Regions from separate parts of the Homo sapiens genome. Here region 1 is linked to region 2. Evidence: read pairs that join two places in POLR2A ChIA-PET (ENCODE). Cell type or tissue: Panc1. All regions are shown on one strand. Each heading gives the region's core, and the rest is flanking DNA. Links, peaks and the distances in the headings are about the cores only.

Region 1 (5,384 bases), core at 170-5,169, 54 kb after region 2:
TCCCAGCTACTCGGGAGGCTGAGGCAGGAGAATCACTTGAACCCAGGAGGTGGAGGTTGCGGTGAGCCGAGATCCCACCATTGCACTCCAGCCTGGGCAACAGAGCAAGACTCTCTCCAAAGGAAAAAAAAAAAAGAAGAAGAAGAAAGAAAGAAAAAGTTTTTCTTTATAGTATCTGCTAATATTAACAACTCAAAGAAAAACAGACGTCATGTGTCTTCTGATAAACCACACTCCCTGGGAAGTAGTCTCACTGTAGTAGCCAGCACCAAGATGACATCCCCAGTGACACCCATCTCTAGGTATTCATGAACTTAAGCAGTCCCCTCCCATACTGTATCAAAGTTGGTCTATGTGACCAAAAGAAAAGTGACAAGCTGTCACTTCTGAGGTCACAAAGGCATTTCAAATTCCCTCCTCCTTTTCTCCTTCTCTCTGATCACTAGCTCTGGCAGTAGCTTTAGGACACTCAGGCAGAAACTGAGACCTCCCACCAATGGTCACTGAGTAAGCCACCTCGGAAGCAAATCCTCCAGCCTTTGTTAAACCTTCAGATGACTGCAACCCATTAAGAGTACTAAAACCACAACTCCCCAGCTAGGCTACTCCCAGAGTCCTAACCTTCAGAAACTGTGGAAGATAATAAATACTAAGGAGTTTGGGAGGTTTATTTTGCTTTGTTTTGAAACAGAGTCTTGCTGTCACCCAGACTGGAGTACAGTGGTGTGTTCTCAGCCAACTGCAACCTCCACGTCCCAGCTCAAGACATCCTCCCTCCTGCCTCAGCCTCCCAAGTAGCTGGGACAACAGGTATGTGCCACCATGCCCGGATAATTTTTGTATTGTTTGTATAGATGGGGTTTCGCCATGTTGCCCAGGCTGGTCTCAAACTCCGGGGCTCAAATGATCCACCCGCCTGGGCTTCCCAAAGCGCTGGGACTATAGGCATGAGCCACCATGCCTGGCCAATTTTTAGAGAGAGGGTCTTGCCTAGGAATTGCCTATTCACAGGTGCAATCACAGCTCACTGCAGCCTCAAACTTCCAGGCTTAAGCAGTCCTCCCACCTCAGTTTCCTGAGGTGCTGGGACCAATAAATGCTGGTTTAAGATGTCAAGTTTGGAGATAATTTGTTACACAGCAACAGATAATGAATATGCTTGTAAAAAATAACTGAACCAGAAACTGATCAAGACTTGAAAGCTAACTACCATTTTAAAAATAGAGAGAGAGAGGACAGAGGACACACTGAAAAACCACCACAAAGACATACTTTGCAAAATCCAGACAATAAGAAACTCTACAGGAAGCCGGGCACGGTTACTTGTGCCTGTAATCCCAGCACTTTAGGAGGCCAAGACAGGACAATCACTTGAGGCCAGGAGTTCCAGACCAGCCTGAGTAACATAGCAAGAGCCCCTTTTCCACCAAAAAAAAAAAAAAATTTTAATGTAGCTGGCATGGTGGTGTGCACCTTTAATCCCAGCTACTTGGGAGGCTGAGGTGGGAGGATCGCTTGAGCCAACGAGTTTGAGACTACAATAAGCTATGATCACAGCATTGCACTCCAGCCTGGGTGACAGAATAAGTCTCTGTCCCTCCAACAACAACAACAACAAAAAAAAAAAAAAAAAAAAACTCTACAGGGCAAAAAATAATTTGATAAATTGGAAGGAAAAAAGAGATGAAGAGAAAACCTATATTAACAGAAACTTAGGTCGCATAAAAACCAAATTGCAATGTCTGCATCTTGTTTGAATCTGATTCCAACAAATTAAAAAATGAGGAGAACTAGAAAACTGAAGTGACTGTGTATTTGATGCTACTAAGAAATTAATGCAGGTTTTCTAGATGTAATAATGTAGAGTTTGCTTTTTATGAAAGACAGTTGTATCTTTTATAGATACTTAAGGAAATTATATAATGTCTAGTATTTGCTTCAAAACGGTATGAAGGAGTATTGCCTGGAATCCCAGTACTTTGGGAGGCCTTGCAAGGCAGGAGGGTAACTTGAGGGCAGGAGGGTAACTTGAGGCCAGGAGTTCGAGACCAGCCTGAGCAACAACATAGAAAGGCCCCATCTCTACAAAAAAATTTAAAAATTAAACGGGCACAGTGACACACACCTGTGGTCCCAACTACTCAGGAGACTGAGGTGGGAGGATCCTTTGAGCCTGAGGAGAGAGAGGGGAAGGGAGGAGAAAGGAGGGGAGGGGAGAGGGGAGGGGAGGGGGGAGGGGAGGGGAGGGGAGGGGAGGGGAGGGGAGGGGAGGGGAGGGGAGGGGAGGGGAGGGGGGAGGGGAGAGTGGGGAAAGGAGGGGGAGGGGGGACAGAGAGAACATTAGTGATGTAAAGGGGATTAATGCTTGTTTCCACCCTTTAGAAGTTAATCATGAATGCTACAAGTCACAAAAAGTGACCTCGGCAATGACTCACAAAGTACAACTGATTGAAAACGTGGCAAGAGTGACATTGAAGGAATTTAGGGACAGGGAGTTCCTCTTTTTTTTCACCCAAAGATTTTTCTTCTAAAACTGAGTACTTTCTCCATCTACTTGATACAATAGAAGCAAATACATGTAGAAAGCATGATCTACTTTTCTCTGGGGTAGTAGCTCCTGCACTCTCATATGGAGATTTAAAAAAATTAAGATACAATAGTTCATGTTCAAACAGTTTGCAGTTCCATTTGTAACAAACATTAATATGATTTTAAAGGTAAAGTAAATAATCTCACTAACTGAAAATATCTCCCAGGAATTCATTTACATCCTTCCCTAGATTACCCCAGCCCCAAACAATCATTTCTTCCTCTGAACTCCAAAAGCAATTATTTGTACAATTTATTTGGCAATTAATCCTTCACTGCCTTGTTAAACCTCTTGCATTATTCTCTGAAATGTTATTTAAATCTTCTCTAGTTATCTTTCATGTTTAGTTCTCATCTCCCCAAACAGACTATAAATTCCTTGAGAAGAAGAGATAAGACCTTATATTGTTTTGTATACACACAGACCCACAGAGTAGCTAGCACAGAGTAAATACAAAGATATTTGAATTTTTTTTTTTTTTTTGAGACAAGAGTTTCACTCTTGTTGCCCAGGCTGCAGTACAATCCTGCGGTCTCAGCTCACTGCAAACTCCACCTCCTAGGTTCAACCGATTCTCCTTCCTCAGCCTCTCAAGTAGCCGGATTACAGGCACCCACCACCATGCCCAGCTAATTTTTGTATTTTTAGTAGAGGGGGGTTTCACTATGTTAGCCAGGCTGGTCTCGAACTCCTGACCTCAGATGATCCACCCTCATCGGCCTCCCAAAGTGCTGGGATTACAAGTGTAAGCCACCGCGCCCCAGCCAAGATATTTGATTTTAAGGAAAAATAGGAAAAATCCATTTCAAAGAAAATGTTTAAAGCCATGCCAACTAAGTATCTCCAAGCCAAAGTTGACTATCTTCAAGCCAAAGTTGACATACAGGCCAATGTACTATTTTATTTCCTTGACTCCTAAGGCAATGTAGGGTGGTAAAAAGGGCATGGCCTCCGAAATCTGAGAGACCTCAATCTGGATCCTCTACTGGAGAGCTTATGTAATTAACCCATGAGCTTCAATTTCCTCCTCTCTCAAATGAAGATAGTAATATCCAACTCTAGAAGGTTTCATGATTGTTAAATGAGAGTTTATGTAAAACTAGTATCCCTTAAATATTTTGGGGTTTGTTCATATTTTTACATCTTTAAAATCAGAATATGTCATGTTATTGGCAGTATCCAATTATTTATTTGAAAGTTTTACATTTTCTTTCCCAGTAGTACATAAAATAGGCCGGGTGCGGTGGCTCACACCTGTAATCCCAACACTTTGGGGGGCCAAGGCAGGCGGATCACTTGAGGCCAGGAGTTTGAGACCTAGTAATACGTAAAATAATGTTGTGTTCTATAATTGATGGTATCTTAAACTTGATGAAATTTGGTAATAGCTAGCAGCATCCTCAACAACGCTGGCTTCATCTCCTCCTTCCTCCCTCACACCCATTCATAAACTATCATATGAACAGAAAACAAGCTATAAAATGGAAAAACCACCAAATCCATTCAAAGAGCTTAGCACTTTGCCATTCAGTGTGTGCTCAATAAATAAAAACCTGCTACTGCTACTCTAAATTTATTCAGCAAATATTTGAGTACCTACTATGTGTCTGCCACCATTCTGAGCACTAAGGATATAGCAGTAAACAAAACAGATACCTCCCAGTCCTCAAATAGTTTATGTTCTATTAGCATAACTTTTATTTTATTTTTTCCTGGAGACAGGGTATCGTTGTCACCCAGGCTACATATAGTACGATGGTATGACCAGAGCTCACTGCAGCCTCAAACTCTTGGGATCAAGCTACCTCCTACCACCTTATCAAGTAGCTTATCAAGCCACCTTATCAAGTAGCTGGGACTACAGGAACATGCCACCATGCCTGGCAGCACATACAAATTCTATGGCACAAGAAATGAAAAGCTAAAATTCACAACTAAGTCAACAGATTGTCCCAAAGGCTGAAAAAGCTAAGCAACCCAAGAAAGATACTAAAACACAACTCAGGCAAACCACTAAGGAAAACCTTACCCAAAGGCAAAGTGAAGTCTTGAAATCAATTCATCCAAGTTTTTGTTCTAAATAAAAGGTTTGAGAAAAAGTAAAACAGCCAGAACAGATGCTGAAACTTAACAGGGAAAAGTGAGAATATAACATCTTCTCCAGTTTCTGAAAACTAAACATCTTTTAGATTCATCTGAAAGAGAAGAATAGTGGCTGGGCACAGTGGCTTACGCCTGAAATCCCAACACTTTGGGAGGCCAAGGTGGGAGGATCATGAGGTCAGGAGTTCGAGACCAGCCTGGCCAACATGGGGAAACCCTGTCTCTACTAAAATTACAAAAATTAGACTGGCATGGTGGCACACGCCTGTAATCTTGTAATCCCAGCTACTCAGGAGGCTGAGGCAGGAGAATTACTTGAACCCGGGAGGCAGAGGTTGCAGTGAGCTGAGGTCACACCACTGCACTCTAGCCTGGGTGACAGGTGTCTCAAGAAAAAAAAAAAAGAATAGTAATAATGCTGGTTATTTAAGAAACACAAACTTCTTTAAGGAGGCAGAGAAAATTATGTTTTTAAAAAGTATCTTATGTGTCCACAAATCATTTTTCCAAAGCTCTTCCAATTGCAGTTACAGACTGGAACATCAGACTCTCTTAAACAGAATGTTACAAGTCAGGTTCACCACTACTCTCTACCCCAAATAAATTAATATTATTCTTCGCTTCTAACGCAGTGCCTAAAAAAACCACATCGTGAATTACTATAGCAGTCCAGACCAAAAGACTTGTGTCA
Region 2 (5,384 bases), core at 133-5,132:
AATCCCAGCACTTTGGGAGGCCGAGGCCGGTGGATCACCTGAGGTCAGGAGTTCAAGACCAGCCTGGACAATATGGAGAGACCCTATCTCTACTAAAAACACAAAAAGTAGCTGGGCTTGGTGGCGAGTACCTGTAATCCCAGCTACTCGGGAGGCTGAGGCAGGAGAATGGCATGAACCCGGGAGGCAGAGGTTACAGTTAGCCGAGATCGCACCACTGCACTCCAGCCTAGGCGACAGAGCGAAACTCCATCTCCCCCTCCCAAAAAAAAAAAAAAAAGCACAGGTTAGAATCAAAAAAGACTAACAGAAATGCAAAATGCCTTTGATGGGCTCATCAGTAGACCAAACATAGGAGTGGGAGACCAGAGAGCCTTAAGATCAATACAAACTCCCCAAAACTGAAAAAGAAAGAGAAAATGAAAAAGAAAAGAATATCCAAGAATGGTGGGACAATTATAAAAGGTGTAACACACACAAAATGGGAATACTATTCACATGAAATTTTAGAAAAGGTAAAACAGTAGTGACATAAAGCAGACCAGTTGGAGGTTTCTTCTGGTTGCTAGGGACCAGTGGAGATGACTGATTGCACAGAGGCACAAAGAACTTTAGGGAATGGTAGAAATGTTTTATATCATGACTGTGGTGATGGTCACATTTGTCAAAACTCATTAAATTGTAAATGTAAGGTTGGTAAATATTTTGTATGTATATTATGCTTTAATAAAGTTGGTTTTTTGAAATCAAGTACTTAAGGAAAATTACAGTGCTTATTGCTAATCCTATGATAAATAAAAAGTGATATGAAATAACTTAGCTAATAAAACAAGAAACAATGTATAAAACATTTCAGTAAGAAAATTTACTTTTGGCTTAGTATGGTGCCTCACACCTGTAATCCCAGCACTTCAGGAGGCCGAGGCAGGTGGATCGCTTGAGCTCAGTTCGAGACCACCCTGGGCAACATGTTGAAATCCCCATCTCTACCAAAAATGTAAAAATATTAATTAGTCAAGTGTGGTGGCAAGCGCCTGTAGTCCCAGCTACTCAAGAGGCTGAGGTGGGAGTATCGCTTGAGACTGGGCGGCAGAGGCTGCAGTAAGCCAAGATCATGGCACTGCAGTTCAGCCTGGGCAACAGTGTGAGACCCTGTCTAAAATTTAAAAAAAGAAAGAAAATTTACTTTTTCTAAAGTAGTACCACCACATTGAAAGCAAATATATTAGCAGTTAAAATCAAGTTTGTTTAAAACTTTAGAGCAATAAAAATATTTTAAACGAGATACAAAAAATGATCATTGCAACGTTGTTCACACTTCAAAAGCTAGAAGAAACTCTAATGTTTATCAATTGCAGATTTGAAAAATGAATTCTAATGAAGCCATGCAAAAGAATACAATACAGGGATGGTAAAAATGAATTATACACAACATGGTTGGATCTTACAATTTAGAAAGCCACCACATTACATCCATTATATTTTTGGAAAGCTAAAAAAAACAAGAAAACTAAACATTGTTCAAGGACACATCCAAATGAGACTTTTTCAAAGTTTTTTAAATGAAGTTAATTATTAACTCAAAGATAGCTGTGACTTCAAGGATAGAAGCAGGATGACTTCGGGAAGAAAGATTCAGGGAGCAGGTACACTATACGAACTGACCGTCCCGTTCTTCAGTTCAAGGAGTGGGTTCAAGAATAGCCTTCAAAGTATACTTCATAATTCAAATAATATATACTCTTTATTTATATAAAAATAATGTGTAATTTTAGTGTTTAAAGTAAAAAATCACTATGTGAACAAATACTTGCTCTAACATCTGAGTGAGGTATTGTGATAAATGCATTCCACTTATTACTCCCATTTAATCCTCCTGACAGCCCTATGAAACACAGAATAGTGAGCTAGATGAAAGTACAGTTCAATATTATCCCTACTTCACTTGAAAACACTGAGACATCGAAAGGTAAACTCAACCCAAAGTCATACATCCAGTAAGTGGTGGAGCTAGAAATTAAATCCAAGTCATTCTAACTTCAGAGCCAAGCTTTTAACCAATCCCACCAAAAAATTAAAAAAAAAAAAAGCCTTATGTCATGGCATCAAATATTTTATTTTTTTCATGGAATCTCAGTAAAGCCACATCACTTACAGCTATTCTAACAGTTTAGATAGAACTGGCCTTACTGGACTTCCAATAATAAATCACTCTTTTCCAGCCACACCAAGTGGAAGATCCCACCAGTCTAAAAAATTTAAAACCAGTTATAAATCACGGTCCTTTGCAAGTTAAGCGCCAGCCAAGGACTGTAGATTCTTGACCTATCCCTATAGATATCTCCTGTAAAAAATTATTTTAAGGCCAGGCGTGGTGGCTCACTCCTGTAATCCCAGCACACTTTGGTAGGCCAAGGCGGGCGGATCACCTGAGGTCAGAAGTTTGAGACCAGCCTGGCCAACATGGTGAAACCCCATCTCTACTAAAAATAAAAAATTAGCTGGGCATGGTGGTACGTGCCTGTAGTCCCAGCTACTCAGGGAGCTGAGGCAGCAGAATCGCTTGAACCCAACAGGCAGAGGTTGCAGTGAGCCGAGATGGCGCCGCTGCACTCCAACTAGGGTGACAGAGTGAGAGTGTCTTTAAAAAAAAAAAAAAGGTCATTTTAAAGGCTGGGCGTGGTGGCTCACACCTGTAATCCCATCACTTTGGGAGGCAAAGGCAGGCGGATTGCCTGAGGTCAGGGGATCGAGACCAGCCTGGCCAGCGTGGCAAAATTCCATCTCTACTAAAAATACAAAAATTAGCCAGTCGTGGTGGCGGGTGCCTGTAATCCCAGCTACTCAGGAGGCTGAGGCAGGAGAATTACTTGAACTCGGAAGGCAGAGGTTGCAGTGAGCTGAGATCGCGGTACTGCGCTCCAGACTGGGCGGCAACAGCAAAACTGTCTCCAAAAAAAAAAAAAAAAAAAAATCAGGTATTCTGCCCACCTCAGCCTTCCAAAGTGCTGGGATTACAGGCGTGAGCCACCGTGCCCAGCAATATCATGAAGACTTTCATCTTCTCTTTTTTTTTTTTTTTTTTTTTTTTTTTTTTTGAGACAGAGTCTCGCTCTGTCGCCCAGCCTGGAGTGCAGTGGCACAATCTCCACTCACTGCAACCTCCACCTCCCAGGTTCAAGGGATTCTCCTGCCTCAGCCTCCTGAGTAGCTGGGATTACAGGTGCCTGCCAACACGCCAGGCTAATTGTTTTGTATTTTTAGTAGAGACGAGATCTCATCATGTTGGCCAGGCTGGTTTCGAACTCCTGACCTCAAGTGATCTGCCCACCTAGGCCTCCCAAAGTGCTAGGATTACAGGCATGAGCCACTGCACCTGGCCAAGACTTTCATCTTCTAATCTGACTGGTTATCACGCATCTTGAGTGGTGTAACAGCAGTTAGCAGGTAACTAAAAGGTTCCGTAATGTAGAATCTGATCCGTCAATCATAGAAAATTAAAGCTGGAAAGAACCTGAGATTATGTGTAAAACAAGTGAACTGGTCATTATGAAGAAAATGATGCCAAGATGAGACTACTACTCTTCCTAGTTCCCATCTGGCAACATGTGTTTTCTGGCTTTAAATATGAGAGGTGTTATATCCAAGGCAAAATCAACAAATGTTGATTTTTATACATAAGGCAATACAAACCTAAAAACAATTCACTTAAGTTGTTTGGTTTTTAAGTAATCGTTGCCTTATAGGATTTCTATGAATTTGGTTCATATTTTAATTAGAAGGCATGAATGCAGAATTTATAATTAAAATGTTTACCTTTAAACTTTAGAAATTTAATTTCAAAATAAACTGAAGGAGAAATATAAATATACGGTTACTACAACTAAGAATGTCATTCTTATGCCAGTAATTCTTTTCCCATACTACTAATTATCTTATAAGGTTCTAACAGAACTTTAGAAACTAGAATTTTAGGAAAATGTTTATATAAAGGCACTTGATAATTATCCTGGCTTAGTAATGCTTTCATTCCTTTACCAAACTTTATAATGTTCTTATTTTAACTAAGATGACACAAAAACTGGTTTAAAAATTTTCATGAAGTTAAATCCATCAACTTGGCCAGGCGCAGTGGCTCACGTCTGTAATCCTAGCGCTTTGGGAGGCCGAGGCAGGCGGATCACGAGGTCAGGAGATCGAGACCATCCTGGCTAACATGGTGAAACCCCATCTCTACTAAAAATACAAAAAAAATTAGCCGGGCGTGGTGGCGGGCGCCTGTAGTCGCAGCTACTCCGGAGGCTGAGGCAGGAGAATGGAGTGAACCCGGGAGGTGGAGCTTGCAGTGAGCCGCGACGCACCACTGCACTCCAGCCTGGGCAACAGAGCGAGACTGTCTCAAAAAAAAAAAAAAAAAAAAAAAAAAAATCCATCAACTCAAGAGGAGGTACTCCAAAGAGTTAATTTCCGAGACAATGAATGATACCGCAGTCTGGGATTCCAAAGTCTTGATTTTAAAACGTATGTGGTGGCCGGGTGCAGTGGCTCAGGCCTGTAGTCCCAGCACTTTGGGAGGCCGAGGCAGGTGGATCACCTGAGGTCAGGAGGTCAAGACCAGCCTGGCCAACATGGTGAAACTCCATCTCTACAAAATACAAAACATTAGCAGGGTGTGGTGGCGGATGCCTGTAACCCGAGCTACTTGAGAGGCTGAGGCAGGAAAATCGCTTGAACCTGGGAGGCAGAGATTGTAGTGAGAGGAGATCACACTACTGCACTCCAGCCTGGGCAACAAGAGCAAAACTCTGTCTCAAAAAAACAGTCTGTCATTAGAATTAAATTTTTCTGTTGAGTAACCACAGACATACTTTCACTGCTGGAGGAATGTCATCTAAAAAGATTAGTTCAAGGTATTACTGACTTCAGGATACTTAAATTCTTCAACTGAAAACCGTTTTTTAAATGAGAAGAACTTCAATTTTCTGCAATTTGACAATGTTGTTAATTAAGTAGCATCCGCTACCAGGACCACCACTCACACCAGTTACAGTATGAACATTTTAACTGACAGCAACTTATTAGAAGATAAAGATCATGGCATTATGGAAAGAAAATGGTCTGTAGTTTGTAAACAATCAAGTTAGGTTCTAATTTCAGTTCTGCCACAAACTAGGTATATAACTTTGATAAACCTGTTACCTTTTCTGAAGCCTCTATCAACCCCAACACAGGGCTGTAGGAATGAAATAAGAGGTAAAAGTATTTCATTGTTGAATAGTGCTTAGAAATTGAGTTGGCAGAAAAAGTCACTGAACTTGAAGGGATATCAAAAGAATTATCCAATTTGAAGAAGAGAAAGGAAGAAGACTGAAGAAAAATGGTTA

The links. Peaks named below come from ENCODE experiments on the same cell type or tissue, not always from the same donor. Only the 100,000 strongest peaks of a DNase experiment are listed, where the experiment ranks them.
Region 1: POLR2A ChIA-PET joins it to region 2 with 11 read pairs; 9 of 35 experiments call an interaction of 5 or more read pairs at or near these places.

The regions. Positions count from the first base shown.
Region 1 is chr20:47,538,263-47,543,646 of GRCh38, reverse strand. All of the region lies in intron 1 of NCOA3 (nuclear receptor coactivator 3), which reads right to left. Among named protein-coding and RNA genes, the nearest start is that of NCOA3, 39 kb to the right of the region's middle. In Panc1, for the core only: no CTCF peak of the experiment used is centred there; a DNase peak (open chromatin) is centred at 2,484.
Region 2 is chr20:47,592,379-47,597,762 of GRCh38, reverse strand. The region is part of intron 2 of NCOA3 (nuclear receptor coactivator 3); the gene reads right to left. Among named protein-coding and RNA genes, the nearest start is that of NCOA3, 93 kb to the right of the region's middle. In Panc1, for the core only: no CTCF peak of the experiment used is centred there; no DNase peak of the experiment used is centred there.